Linked DNA regions of Homo sapiens: region 2 is linked to region 1. Evidence: read pairs that join two places in POLR2A ChIA-PET (ENCODE). Cell type or tissue: MCF 10A. All regions are shown on one strand.

What was found. ChIA-PET counts read pairs that join two places held together with the same protein. Peaks named below come from ENCODE experiments on the same cell type or tissue, not always from the same donor. Only the 100,000 strongest peaks of a DNase experiment are listed, where the experiment ranks them.
Region 2: POLR2A ChIA-PET joins it to region 1 with 5 read pairs; 3 of 35 experiments call an interaction of 5 or more read pairs at or near these places.

The regions. Positions count from the first base shown.
Region 1 is chr6:47,080,626-47,088,625 of GRCh38, reverse strand. No RefSeq gene overlaps it. Among named protein-coding and RNA genes, the nearest start is that of ADGRF1, 42 kb to the right of the region's middle. RefSeq lists a silencer at 3,627-3,827. In MCF 10A, no CTCF peak of the experiment used is centred here; a DNase peak (open chromatin) is centred at 4,865.
Region 2 is chr6:46,836,416-46,844,415 of GRCh38, reverse strand. It overlaps MEP1A (meprin A subunit alpha), which reads right to left. Exons shown (of 14, transcript NM_005588.3): 14 at 4,638-5,436. The coding sequence ends at 5,280. Among named protein-coding and RNA genes, the nearest start is that of MEP1A, 47 kb to the right of the region's middle. In MCF 10A, no CTCF peak of the experiment used is centred here; no DNase peak of the experiment used is centred here.

The sequences.
Region 1 (8,000 bases):
TGGCTACTGTAGCCTTGTAGTACAGTTTGAAGTCAGGTAGCATGATGCCTCCAGCTTTGTTCTTCTTGCCCAGGATTGTCTTGGCTATGTGGGCTCTTTTTTGGTTCTATATGAAGTTTAAAGTAGTTTTTTCCAATTCTGTGAAGGAAGTCAGTGGTAGCTTGATGGGGATAGCATTGAATCTATAAATTACTTTGGGCACTAAGGCCGTTTTCACAATACTGATTCTTCCTATCCATAATCATGGAATGTTTTTCCATTTGTTTGTGTCCTCTCTTATTTCCTTGGGCAGTGGTTTGTAGTTCTCCTTGAAGAGGTCCTTCACATCCCTTGTAAGGTGTATTCCTAGGTATTTTATTCTCTTAGTAGCAATTGTGAGTAGGCGTTCACTCACCATTTGCCTCTCTGTTTGTCTGCTATTGGTGTATAGGAATGATTTTTGCACATTGACTTTGTATCCTGAGACTTTGCTGAAGTTGCTTATCAGCTTAAGGAGATTTTAGGCAGAGAGGATGGGGTTTTCTAAATATACAATCATGTCATCTGCAAACAGAGACAATTTAACTTCCTGTCTTCCTATTTGAGTACCCTTTATTGTTTTCTTTTGCCTGATTGCCCTGGCCAGAACTTCGAATACTATGTTGAATAGGAGTGGTGAGAGAAGGCATCCTTGTCTTGTGAAATCAATATCTTTTTTTTTCTTTTTAAAGCCTTTTATTTCAGGTTTAGGGGACATGTGCAGAATTTTTTTTTTTTATTTTACCTTAAGTTCTGGGATACATGTACAGAACATGTAGGTTTGTTACATAGGTATACATGTGCCATGGTGGTTTGCTGCACCTATCAACCCATCATCTAGGTTTTAAGCCTCACATACATTAGGTAATTTTCTTAATGCTCTCCCTCCCCTTGCTCCCCATCCTCTGACAGGCCCCGGTGTATGATGTTCCCCTCCCTGTGTCCATGTGTTCTCATTGTTCAACTCCCACTTATGAGTGAGAACATGCGGTGTTTGGTTTTCTGTTCCTGTGTTAGTTTGGTGAGAATGATGGCTTCCAGCTTTATCCATGTCCCTGCAAAGGACATGAACTCATTCTTTTTTATGGCTGCATGAAATCAATACGTTTCAGAGGAACATAACAGAAGTCAAAGTTTCTACAGCGTATTTTTTTGCAATGCCTGGGATATAATCTCAAATTAATTGTTGTATGAAGAAACAGAAAGATGTCCTCTGTGCATTAAAAAGACCCCAAAATTGTCCAGGCACGGTGGCTCACACCTATAATCTCAGCACTTTGGGAGGCCAAGGCAGGTGGATCACGATGTCAGGAGTTTGAGGCCAGCCTGGCTAACATAGCGAAACCCCATCTCTACTAAAAAGAGGCACATAGCCAGGCATGGTGGCATGTGCCTGTAGTCCCAGCTACTGGGGAGGCTGAGGCAGGAGAACCGCTTGAACTCAGGAGATGGAGGTTGTGGTGAGCAGAGATTGCACCACTGCACTTTAGCCTGGGCAACAGAGCGAGACTCCATCTAAAAAAAAATACCCCCAAATTACAACACTGTAATATGAAGCTTATAATATATGTAGATGTAATACCTATTAGAACTATTGCACAAATGATGCAAATTTGTTATATTTGACATGAAGTTGTATTATATTAACTCTACGTTGGTTGTTAAAAGTTAAGAATGTATATTATAGTTCCTAGAGCAAACACTAAAAATAACATGCAAGTAGATATGGCTAAAAAGTCAACAAAGAAATTAAAATGGAATATCAACTTAACTTTACTTGATTACGGCCTTCCAGATATGCTTCTACTGCAGATTTTCAGGCCCACTCAATAGAAGCCTCAGCTTATAATCACAGAATGAAAGGATTAGCAAAATCCGGATGTGAGCATCTAAAAAGGCTCCCTAGAGAAATGACCCCTCCAGCCTTAATGAGAACAAGAAGGAAAGCAATAGAATTCAAATGGGACATCCCAGATTTAGGGATATGAGCAAGACTAGGGGCATGTAAACATAAAAGGGCAGGGCCACTGAAGTTCAAGGCTCGGAAATGTGTAAGAAACTCCTGGCTCTCTCCTTTGAAGCCCGCTTCCTGCAGCTGGTTGTCCCTGGACTTAGAGAAGGTAAGGCTGAGAGAGGTTCCAGCCACAACCAGCCACTACCAGTATTTTGGACTAATTTGGGTAAACAAGTGGGTAAGAAGGTTGCTGACTACACTTCCAAGATATTGTAGAAGGAAGGAAAAGAGCAAAACAACATTATTGTCCCTCTTTCAACCTGGTGTCTTTGCACCTGTATTGCCATGCCACAAAGCAGGGGAAGTTGCTTAACCTGTCTGCCATTAATCCCTCAGATTATTCACATACTCCCTTGAGATACGGTTTCCAAGTCAGCATGGGCTATTTCAAAATCAACAGCTGTGGAGGCATGAAGGTGCCTGAGAAGTCCATACTGGGCCAGCCCCAAATCCCACATTATTTTTTGTGTAAATGAGGAATTGCAAGGACTGAAGAAGTTTTAGGAATACAAATTAAACTGAGAACTCCAAACCTCAGCAACTCCTTCACATGGTTTTCTGGAATCTACATGTCTGACTTAGTCCAAAAGGTCTTACCTTGTTCTGGTTCAATACCTACAGAGAACACATTGCCTTCCAAAGTGGATTAGAATTTGAGAAAGAACTTCTTATTTGAAACTGGGTGGGGGAAAAGAGGGCTGAGATAAATAAGAAAATAATGAGGTGGATCCAGAATTTTTTTTTTTTTTTTTGAGACTCAGTTTCGCTCTTGTTGCCCAGGCTGGAGTGAAATGGTGCAATCTCGGCTCACTGCAACCTCCACCTCCTGGGTTCAAGCTATCCTCCCGTCTCAGCCTCCCAAGTAGCTGGGATTACAGGCATGCACCACCACGCCTGGCTAATATTTTATATTTAGTAGAGACAGGGTTTCACCATGTTGGTCAGGCTGGTCTTGAACTCCTGACCTCAGGTGATCCACCTACCTCAGCCTTCCAAAGGGCTGGGATTACAGGTGTGAGCCACCACACCTGGCCAGATCCAGAATTTTTAAGGGGGACAAAATATTGGCTGACTCATGGGCTATTGTGTCTTTGGGTTCTATAAATGACTAGACAAGGGTCTGGAAATCCCTGTGGTGGGGAGGAGCTGCCCGACTGCAGCATAGGGATTAGGGTCAGGGGAGACAGGAGTAAAATTTAAGGGAGCACCAAAAAAACACAGCAATCAAAATAAACATTTTAATGTAATACTGGAAAAAAAAACTACAAAATTCCTGTAAAAAGCTGTGATTAACAAAATACCAAAATTTTACATAAAGACAAGGTGTTGCTGTTTGTTTGTCTTATGACATTGGGTTATTGTGCGACAGGGAAGGCTGTTTCCCATCAGCACTTGGTTCCTGGATCTGCGTTGCTCTTGCATCCTCCTGTGTGGGCATATGAGGAGGGTTGGTAATGATGAGATGCTTTGTGTATAGACAAGATTTTTGGTTTTGGTTTTAATGGCAGAGGTTTTATTAATGCTTTTACTTGATTTAAAGTGTAGGAGGATATCTTGATAAGTGCTTATAGGGCCACGTATTTTTCCTTTGCCTTAGGCTCCAATAAGGCTCAGCATGATGCGGGGCTGAGCAGGATGTGCTGTGATTGGGGAAGACTTGGGAAAAGCCAAGAACAGTTTTACTGAGAACTTGGCATCATATAGGAGCTTTTGAGAATTCAGAGTGATTTGATCCACAGCTGAGGGCTTGAGGAATAGCTGGCTGCAGATTCCTAAGAAGAAGGGCAAGAAACACAGCAAACTGGAGGACTCAGTACTGTAACAGAGCCCACAGAGTGGAGAGAGCTTTGGCTGAGGAGTCAGCTACTAGTCCTAGGCCTGCCCCTAACTTCCCATGTGACCTGGCCATATCACACCCTTTCTGAGCCTCCGTTTCTACACCAGTAAAATGAAGTGGTTCTCATGCTTGTTTTATCTGGGAGCCATTTCCAAATAAATCTTATGTGGAAGCCATAGATAGAAGTAGTGCTGATCTGGTTGAGCTTGAGGTGTGCTATGATCTGAATGCTCATGTTTCCCCCAAATTCATGTGTTGAATCCTAATCCACAATGTGACGAGTATTAGCAGTGGGCGGGATTTGGTGGCGATTTGATCATGAGGTGAACCCTCATAAATGGCATTAGTGCCTTACAAAAGAAGTCCAAGAAAGATCCCTTGCCTCTTCCTGATGTGAGGTCACAGCAAGAAGATGCTGTGAGCCAGAAAGCACCCTTACCAGACACAGAATTTGCCTTGATCTTGGACTTCTCAGTTTCCAGAACTGTGGGAAATAAATTTCTGTTTATACGCTACTTAGTTTACGGTATTTTGTTATAGCAGCTGAATGGACTAGAACAGGGCGTAAAATGAAGACCCTCACCTGTTTAGTTTTCCTGGATGCCCCCAACGTGGTCTCTTATGGAAACCTCCACCATCTCAGGGGTCCTCAGAGGACAGTTTGTAAACACGGTATTAGGGAATGATTGATGTCCATTCCAGTTTCAAGATTCTATTCTAGCTCAGAAGAAAGCTCTGCCAGTACTGCATGTTGACAATTTGACAGTGAAATGTTTACCCATGTCAAAAAACCAGAGGAGCCTCCAGTCTTTGGACTGCACTTTTGGGTGTGCCCTGTTCTGTTTCTGGACACTTCCAGCCTGCAGGGCCCATGGAGTTAGCAGAAGCATCGTTAGGATTTAGTCAGCCTTACTGCGGCCAGTGCAATTATACAGTGGAGTGAGGCACACTGCCAGGATTTTAACATGAAGCAGGCACTCCTGGGGAACATTGACAAATGACCAGGGGTTGTCTGCACATGGCCAAGAGCCAGCCACAGCCAGCTGGGCTCTACTTCCTGATGAATGTGACAGTTCCTGACTTGTGAAATGTTCCAGGACTAGGAGTAAATGAATTCTAGTGGTATTCAAAACAACAACGAAGTTCTCTTCTTCTTCACTAGGGTTGTTATCAGCTGGGTTATGATTTTGGTTTGGTTTTGGTTTTAACAGCAGAGCTTTTTTACTAGTGTAAAGACTCTGTTATTCAATTGTTATGGATCTTCAAACATGTAACAGCCTACTCTTAAAACACAGGGGCTGGGAATGCAACAAGAACTATGGGACAAACAGGAATTTTAGGGTCTGGCTGTTCCCAGTTGGAACTCCAGTTCCAGTTCTTAAGAACTAGATTTCTTCAGAATACTAGCTGTGTGATATTGATCCAGTTTTTTAAACCTATCCGAACTTCAAGTTTCTTAGCTATGCAATGGAAATAAGTTATCTGATAGAACTGTTCTAAGGATTATAAATGGGATTATGTGAATAAAATTCATATAGTAAATGCTCAGTAAATGTTTCCCTCCTTTCCTTTTTCTGTAACTCTCATCTCTTTAGAGAAATAGGTCAAGAAAAGGTTGCTTAGGTCAACAATTGGATCTGTTTTATGGGATTATGCTGATTATTTTTCTTTTTCCGTTTTCTAAGGTTTTCATAGTAAGCATGTGCATCAGGATGTTTTAACTAGTCTAATACCTAACAAAATTGAAGTTTAGAAGTAGAATGGAGCTCTTATTTCTTTTTTCTTTCTTTCTTTTCTTTTTTTTTTTTTTTTTGAGACGGAATTTCACTCTTGTTGCCCAGGCTGTAGTGCAATGGCATGGTCTCAGCTCACCGCAACCTCTGCCTCCTGGGTTCAAGTGATTCTCCTACCTCAGCCTCCCAAGTAGCTGGGATTACAGGCATGTGCCACCAAGCCTGGCTAATTTTGTATTTTTAGTAGAGACAGGGTTTCTCCGTGTTGGTCAGGCTGGTCTTGAATTCCCGGCCTCAGGTGATCCACCCACCTTGGTCTCCCAAAGTGCTAGGATTACAGAGATGAGCCACAGCGCCCAGCCAGAGCTCATATTTCTGACAAAGGGCGAATTTCTCTATATAAAAAAGGATAGTAGAACTAAAATTTTTACAAGACCAGTAAGCCAATATAAAAAATGAGTTAAAAAAATAGACAGTTCATAAAATAGGAAATTCAAATAACTCTTAAATGTATAAAATAATGCTCATGATCACTCAGAGTAAGATAAATATAAATTTAAATTACACAAAGATACCATTTTTCACCAATCAGATTTGCAAAAATACAAAAGTGACAATACATTCTGTTGGGCCAGTTCTATGGAGGGTAATCTGCTATGCTTACATGTGTCACAGATGTATGCATATCTATGAACTTATATGGAAAGATCTCTAAAATATAAAGCAACAAAGGCAAAGTGTATAGAAGAATGTGTAAAATGAGCTACATTTTGTGAAAAAGGAGGACAACATTTTCTTGAAATGCAATAAAATTCTGGAAAGATACACTAAGAAGAGTATTGGAAACTGGCTGGGCACAGTGGCTCATGCCTGTAATCCCAGGACTTTGGGAGGCTGAGGCAGGCGGATCACCTGAGGTAGGAGTTCGAGACCAGCCTGGCCAACATGGTGAAACCCAATCTCTACAAAAATACAAAAAAATTAGCTGGGCATGATGGCAGGTGCCTGTAATCCCAGCTAGTCAGGAGGCTGAGGTGACAGAATCACTTGAACCCGGGAGGTGGAGGTTGCAGTGAGCCTAGATTGCACCATTGCACTCCAGCCTGGGTGATAGAGCGAGACTCCATCTCAAAAAAAAAATAAAAAGAGTATTGGAAACTGAGCAAATGACAAAGGTGGAAAGAAGATTGTTCACTGTGTATAATTTTATGATTTGTTAATTTTTAATTCTAAAAATGTATTCTTAATTTAAAAATGTTGTAATAAAACATAAAAAGTGTGTTAGGAAAGATAGAGAACATTGTATAGCCAATCAACAGTGATTGCCAAACCTGCATTAAGTTCTAATCCGATAAAGAACAATAAAATTTTTTTTTAAAGATAACAATCTTCCAATATGAGGGGGACTTTATTTCTGAAACACAGTGAATACGGCAGTCTCAATTTGCTACAATTTAGATTCTGGTTGGGAGTTTAAGTAGTACTTTACCAATGCCACATTTCATCAATGCATTATTTTTATAACTTTTTTTTTTTACAAATATATGCACTTTATGTAACATACAATCTATCTATAAGAATATACTATTATTAAAAATAACACAGCACTCATAGTTCCATTACCCAGAAGAGAGTAGTGGCTTCAGAATTTCTGTGTAGGAAGACAGCAAACTGGTTGGAAAGTGACAACTATAGAGAACTGAGTCAATGTTTCTTTGCAAAACATTTTACTTTTATTGAGGTTTGTTCTAATCAAAGATGAAAGACGAAAAGCTAAGGCACTGAAGTAAATGTTGGTGCCTGAGATCGTTTGTATTTTCCAAAGGTCCCCACAATATATCTTATCCCACATGTTCTTCCTACAATGTGATGTTGGCCCTCCTGCCACTGAGTGGTGAAGTCTGTGTTTCCTGCTGTCTGTCATGGGCTGAATTGTGCCCCCCACAAATATTTGTGTGTTGAAATCCTAACACCTAGTACCTCAGAATACAAACTTATTTGGAATTAAGGTTTTTAAAGAGGTGATTAAATTAAAATGAGTCTTTAGGGTGGGCTCTTATCTATAAGGACTAGTGTCTTTTTTTTTTTTTTTTTTAAGAGACTGAATCTCACTCTCAGTCTGCACGCTGGAGTGCAGTGGTATGACCATAGCTCACTGCAGCCTCAACCTCGTGTTCAAGTGATCCTTCTGCCTCAGCCTCCAGGGTAGCTAGGAATACATGCTGTCACGCCTGACCTGGCTTATTTTTTAAAAAATTTTTTGTAGAGATGGGGTCTTGCTATGTTGCTAGCTATGTCTCTAGCTCCTGCCTCAAACAATTCTCCTGTCTTGGCCTCCCAAAATGCTGGGATTACAGGCATGAGATACTGTACCCAGATAAGGACTAGTGTTTTTATA
Region 2 (8,000 bases), 240 kb after region 1:
AGGCAAAGAGAGATGGGTCTTGTCTTTACTCTGATATCACTGTTAGCTGCAACTCTTACACACATACACACACACACACATCTGTTGGGCTGCCCTACCCATATCAAATCTTTCCTATCATATTTTTTCACATCAGTACTCATTAGAGGTCACTGGCACCTGACTCCATTATCTCCCATCCCCCATTCATTAGAGTTATCAAGAGTTTGCTAAATGACACTCACAGCTACAGGATAACTATAAATCTTTTCAAACTTTTCTTTGCTTAGAGACTTTTGAAAAACATATTTATATTAAAACTGACATAAGAAAGATGTTTTAACCATATTTATAAGCATATAGAAATTTGAGTAGGTGACTAATTATCCATAAAACTGATATACCTAATAAAGAAAACCAAGTAAAAAAGAACTTTACATAGTGTTCCATATAGATTAGCCTACATTTTATAGCACCTTCCAAACCTCTAATCTTATTAAGGTTTTCTGTAGTCAAACAAGAATAATAGATTCTGCTATTAAGTGGCTCTGTGACCTGCCTAAGGCACTTAGCCTCTCCAGAATTGCCTCAGTTTACCCAAATACAAGAGGTGGACTTCAGAATCTCTAAAATTTAATCAAGCCATAAAACAGATGATATAATTCATGAGAAAGGCAGAGCTCAAGAAGGGAAGGTGTGAGATCCATCTGTAATTTGCTTGTGAATGCCTCCATATAGGAAATACACTGTATACAGCCTGCAGGGGGACTAAATCCACACCCTGGGGGAGGTTAAATAGTATGCAAAGTATTCTGAAAAGGAACACACACTCCAATAGCAGTTAGTTAGTATTTGAAAGATCCTATCAAAAGTCTCTACTGGAAAAATATCTGTTGCAAAACTTTAAATATTTCTATAGCAAGCTACACCAGAGGGTTTGTTATTAGTATAAAGGATGCTTAAAATAATTTTTGCATTGGTTAAATACAATTATCAAGACAGCTATAGGTACAATACTCTGGCAGGCCCAGTGAACTAACTTTTGGGGTAGAACCTTAGACTAGAACTCTGTTTGGTCCTAGTTTTCCCTCACTTAATACAAGGTTTCATTGGCTGATCCAACTAGAGCAGTGATTCCTGATAAGTAATGATTTTGCCCCTCAGGGGGACATTTGTCAATGTCCTAGAGATTTGGGGTTGTCACTACTGAAGAAGTGTGCTATGAGCATCCAGTAAGTAGAGGCCAGGGATGCCACTAAACATATCACAATGCAGAGAACAGCCCTCACAGAAAAGAATACCCACCTCAAAATATTACCAGGGCTGAGGTTCAGAAACCCTAAGGTAGAGTTGACAGATCTTGGCCTTCAGATTATTTGACTGTATGTGTCTAGAATGAACCTTTAATCCAAGAGGCTTGGAGGTGGAGCACTTAAAAGGACAGAGCAGAGACTTCCCTACACCTACAAAACAGGTTGGATGGCTATTTGTGGGCTTGATGGTTTATCAGGGGAACTAGACCCCAATATTTCAACGTAGGTTCTATTTTCCCTAAGTGTTGGCTGGTCTGAGAAATAAAGAGAAAGAGTACAAAGAGGAATTTTACAGCTGGGCCTCTGGGGGTAACATCACATATCAGTAGGTCCGTTATGTCCCCTAAGCTGCAAAACCAGCAAGTTTTTATTAGGGATTTTAAAAGGGGAGGGGGTATACAAACAAGGAGCAGGTCACAAAGATCACATGCTTCAAAGGGCAATAAAAATCACAAGGCAAAGGCAAAATTAGAATTACTGATGAGGGTCTATGTCCCACTGTGCACGTATTATCTTGATAAACATCTTAACAGAAAACAGGGTTTGAGAGCAGAGAACCAGTCTGACCAAAATTTATCAGGCTGGAATTTCCCAATCCTAGTAAGCCTGAGGGTACTGCAGGAGACCAGGGCATATTTCAGTCCTTATCTCAACTGCATAAGACAGACACTCCCAGAGCAGCCGTTTATAGACCTCCCCCCAGGAATGCATTCCTTCCCCCAAGGTATTCCTTGCTGGGAAAAGAATTCAGCGATATCTCTCCTATTTGCATGTCCATTTATACGCTCTCTGCAAGAATTAAAATATGGCTCTATTCTGCCCGACCCCACAGGCAGTCAGACCTTATGGTTACCTTCCTTTTTTCCCTGAAAATCGCTGTTATTCTGTTCTTTTTCAAGGTGCACTGATTTTCTTATTGTTCAAACACACATGTTTTACAATCTATTTGTACAATAATGGTCCTGAGGTGATGTACATTCTCAGCTGACAAAGATAATGGGATTAAGAAATTAAAGTAAAGACAGACATAAGAAATTATAAGAGTATTATTAGGGAAGTGATAAACATCCATGAAATCTTCACAATTTATGTTCAGAGATTGCAGTAAAGACGGGCATAAGAAATTATAATAGTATTAATTTTGGGAACTGATAAATGTCCATGAAATATTCACAATTTATGTTCTTCTGCTGCGGCTCCAGCTGGTCCCTCCATTCGAGGTCCCTGACTTCCCGCAACAATGGTTAACAAATATGAAGGTGTAGCAGAATTTAGTTTAAATCTTGATTCATTTCAACATCATCAGAGAGGGGGTTAGAGTTCCCATCCACTTCTAATTATCAGAGGCTCCAGATATTACTGAAAGAACCTGACATTTGTGAATGGCCAGATTGGCTCAGGTCAGTTCACAGAAGGAAAGGATGCAGATGGGGATGTATCGAGGATATGGTGGGGGAAGCATGAGACATTCTCAAATTTTCAAGCCACTATGACTTATTCCCACTATGTAAGATTAAAGAAGTCAGACACTCAGATTCAGGGAGGATTTCCCACATTTTTCATGTTGCTCATCTAAATCCTGAATTCCACACTGCCTAGAGATTATGAAATGCTTAATTTCTACCTACTCCCCACCCTACATGCCCTCTGCCATCACCATCCCAACATCTTAAAAGAATAAAGTATCTGCTAGTCCTCCTGGAATTATTGAGGGTTTGGGCTCAAAGAAAAGCTGAATAACATGTCAGATTTACAGTGAGCCAGACCATTAATCAATCAACAGAGGTTTCCATTAATCAATCAACAGAGGTTTCCATTAATCATCAAAAGTGATAAACATAGATAGTAGGCATGGTGCTGGTTGAGAATCTAGAGAGAAATAAATATCAAAATGCTTTACCCTCATTCTGGTACCTCCTTATCATTATTTTGACCTAGCAGTTTTAATTTGGAGTACTAGATGAAAATACTAGGTTATCTTTGAAATTTTAGCTTCTGCTTCCTCCAGAGAGAAACTCATGTATTTAAGAAATGTTGTCATTGGTTTGGGCTTGGGGCCTTTCCATGTGTGACAGACCACAGCATGCTCCTTTTAATAAAACAAAAGGACAATAACAGCAGCAGCAGCAACAAAGCCTAGAGTTCACTTCTGAGGTCAGATATTGAGCAGAGTGTTAAGGGCATGGCTTTCTTTAGGCCTAACTCTGAGGTTAGTGGAGGGTTTGCAGGACTGTGAAGCACAGCGAGAAACAAAGCTGAAATCCATTTCCAATCTGGTCTTTGGAGATAATACAACTGGGCTGGTGACAGGATAGCTTCCTATCTAGTCTGAACATTGAATAGTAATATTTTCATACATATTAAACTCTAAGATAGGTTCATATTCATTATCCCATTGTATTACTCTGCTACTCTGTAAGTGGTAAAGTCATGTGGAAGGAGATAGTCAGCTATTATTTCCATTTGACAAGTTAGTAAACTAAGATCAAGAGCTTAAATGATTTCTTACTAAAATTTACCCAGCTAGCTGGATGGGCAATCCAAGCCTGCAGCCAGGATGCTTGGCTTCCAGACCTGTTTTCTATCCACTAGAGCAGTGGTTCTCAAGGTGTCTGTGAGGTGGAGGTTGTGGGGGAGTCAGTAGCAGTAGCAGCATGGCCTGGAAACCTACTAGATTCTGGCACATTCTTATATCTTGTTAGATTCTGGCACATTTAAGAATGCACATTCTTAGATCCCACCCTAGATCTACTGACCCAGAAACTCTGGGTGTAGGGCCTTGTAATCTGTTTTAATCAGTCCTCCCTGGGATACAGATGCACCTGAAGTTTGAGAGTTATTGCCCTCAGGGGTGCTGTTTTCACTCGCTACAAATTGTTCCCATAACTTTGCATTAAAGAAACTCTTGTTAATCTCTCATTTTGTTTCCAGTGCATTTTAACTCTACAAAATTGTCATAAAGTCTCTACTTAGGAAACCTTATGACTTAAAGGACCACTCAGAATCCTTAAAATCTTTTCATTTATTAAACTTCCTGAGCTGACTTATTGCTGATTGGGTATAGAAACTTTAGCTTTTTTTTTTTTTTCACTTGCTCTATCTTGGAACTTCCTTGCCCCAGCTAGAGTTTATCTCCTTAGGAACTATGGAAAGAAAGCATATCTAAAAATACTTCTTTAAAGTTCTCTGATACCTTCAGTTTGTTAATATGATAATGTTGTACATAAATAGCTATAAAATATGCTATTAAACTTAAAAGATCTGGGAAAGAGCTTTTGAACACCCCTACCCTTCAACACACACATGCACACCCACACTTATATACAATACCAGATACAAAGAAGGTGCTAACTCAATATTTATTAAATTTATTAAAGGCCTTCTCTTAGAATCTCAGAGGAAAGCAAATGCTGTGCAGCCTGGCTGCCCAGAAGTACCTTTATTTGAAATCTTTAACAAGATCTTAAAAGAGTGATGACACTACTGTATCTAATGAAAAATGAGTATTTGATTCTAACATATTCAACATAAGAATTTCATCATATATATTCAATCTGCAATATAAATGAGAGTTTCTATATCTTAGTTATTCATTCATTTATTGTTTTATTCATTCAACCATTGTTGAGTGCCAACAATGTGCCAGCCATGCATCTAGGCACTGGGGCCAGCACGGTCAATGAGAACAACATGTGCCTGCCCTCATGGAGCTTACAGTCTATAGGAAAGACAGTCAATAAAACAAGTGATTTACAATGAAGTGTGATGAGTGTTGTCACAGGACACACTAGATACATTAGGAGCACATAGCAAAGTAACAGAATTATGTGGGGCAGAGAGATGACAAGGGTCACACATGGGGCTGGAGGCCTTAGTCCTTGGAGGTCCTATCCAAAGCAAGGCTGATAAAAACTGCATTGACCATGGGAAAGTTAAGGCCTGCATGGAGGAGGTGCTGCTGTGGTCTGGCCAATGCCAGCAGGCAGGTCACTTCCTTGGCCTTTGGGAAAGGATGGCGATGATGGAGAAGGTCAAGAAGATCACGCCAGCCGTGCCTCCGATCACCATGCCCAGGACACTGCCGTGCACCTGCACGGCCTGACAGCGCTCCCCCGTGTAGAAGAAAGCATGTCCAGAGATGCACCTGAGGGAAAAGGACATGAAGGGAGTGTGGGAACTACCCAGGCCTCAGGTGCCTCCTAGCAACACTCATCTCCACAGCAATAAAAATGGCAAACGCTCACTGAGCAGGTCCACGTGGTGCCTGGTCCCATTTCAAGAGCTGTATATGGACCAACTAATTTAACCCTGCAACAACCCTTTGAGGTGGAGGCTATTACTTGGCCATTCTCATCATCTTCATCTTACAGGAAGGTTAAATAATTTGCTCAAGGTCACATTGTTAGTAAGTGTTTCACACTTGAAATCTAATCTCAAGAGGTATGCCTCCAGATCCAGGACTCTCAGCCACCAAGGACTCAGGAGGAAGGCCTGAGACACTTAAAGGAATACATTGCCTGACACTGGCTGAGAATATAAGCTACAAAGGAAATTCCCCAGATATAGACCGACTTAGAGCATCAGTGGTAACTTAAAAACTTCTAAATAATATCAAATAAAATGTTACTATAAGGTTAGTGTACTGTCACTATCTCACGAGGTTGCCCTGAAGTTCACATGAGATAATGAGGACACTGTACTTATCAAGGTATTTAACACAGAGTAAGCACATAATGGCCAGCCCTTAGTTTTGTTTCTTAATGTTATCTGGTATAAAGATCAACTAATCTCATAACCAAGGCATATAACTTGTAGTGTCTCATCCATACCTTTGTAACAATTCCAGCCTTTGTTTCAAACATTCCTACTAGAAGGTCTACTCAGCAGAATTCTACAGAGCAGAGTGAAACAATTAGAAGTCAGCATTTTCTGGTTGGGCATGGTGGCATACGCCTGTAATACCAGCACTTTGGGAGGCCGGGTGGATCACCTGAGGTCAGGAGTTTGAGATCAGCCTGGCCAAGATGGTCTCATCTCTACTAAAAATACCAAAAAAAAAAAAAAAATAGCCAGACATGGTGGTGGGCACCTGTAATCCCAGCTACTCGGGAGGCTGAGGCAGTAGAATTGCTTGAACCCGGGGGGTGGAAGTTGCAGTGAGCTGAAATCGTGCCATTGCACTCCAGCCTGGGTGACAAGAGCAAAAACTGTCTCAAAAAAAAAAAAAATAAGAAGTCAGCATTTTCTTTTACTAATCCTGAATGATTTTACCTTCCAAGGCCTCATCTCTATCCTGAGAATTGACTTCTTAGAAATCAGTGAGTAATAGCAAGTTTATTTCATTTTTTTCTGACCCAGTCCTCTCCAAACACAACTTAGTGATATCCCCTAGTGTTACCTTAGAAAAACTTATTCTGCCAACTCTCAGCTGCAGGTTTCTAGGAGAGCAATAGTTTGGCTGAGTGGAGGCTGACATACAAGTGGCAGCCCTGGCCTCCCTTAGCCTGGGAAGGATGAAGCCTGTTGGGGACACATAATGGAATCTGGCATCTAAGGGCCTGTCAGGCAAAGATATGCAGACCTATGGCTTTGGAGCCCAGAAACAGATGGGCCTTCCCCAGTAAAAGGAACCAGAGGGCTTCTTGGAAGAGTGATTGATTCTATGGGTGGGGCAGGAAAAATTAAAGATGAGCCTAGAGCATGTTATGGTGCCAGAAAGTAACATTGTGTTCATAAAATCTGATGTTGAAAGAGCACAGGAGCCAACCTGGAAGAGCTCCCAAAGGCCAAAGCTGGGACAATAGAAGCAACAAAATAAATCATGAAATTATTGCAACAGAGCCCACTGAATAAAATTAATGTTTATGATTCCTTCGTGATGTGAATAAACAATCACATAAACAAATTAACGGGGTGAAGGTGCCATTCTTCTTTACAGGAGATTATAATTAATGAATGTGAAGGATATAGGAAATCAACATTAGAAGATCTCAGTGGTGAGTATTGCAGCAGGATGTGTCAACAGATGCTGAAATTAGTGTGTGAGGATTTGAGGAAAAGCAGAATGTCTCCATGGTCTTGGAATATCTCTCCCAATATACGTATTAATTACAGAGGGAGAAATGGTAACTCTTCAGTGGAGAGGCCTGGTGGACATGCTGTTGGCCAGATAATGAAGGTTGACATCACCAGTAATGACATGTATAGGCATCATGTACCTGTTCACACGCTGCAGCGAGAAGGCATAGCACATCTTTACTAATCTTGCCACAAATGTGAAACTTCAATCTAATCATGTAAGAACAAGATGAACCAAAAAAAAAAAAAAAATCCCTGACCAGTAATCTTCGAAAGTGTCAAGGTAATGAAGGACAAGAAAGAACTGAGGAATTGTCCCAAATTGGAGGGGATTAGGAGACAGGAGACATAAAAGCTAAATGTAATGTGAGATCCAGAATTGGATCCTGAAATAGAAAAAGAACATTAGTGGGAAAACTGGGAAGAGCTGAATAAGGCCTGTAATTTATTTACTAGCATTGTACCAATGTTCATTTCTTGGCTATGCTAATTGTACTATGGTTTGTGTAATATGCTAACATTAGGGAAAGCTGGGTGAATGGTATAGAGAAAACCTCTGTAGTATTTTTGCATTGTATCTGTAAGTCTAAAATTATTTCAAAATAAAAGCTACAAAAAGAGAAAAAAAAG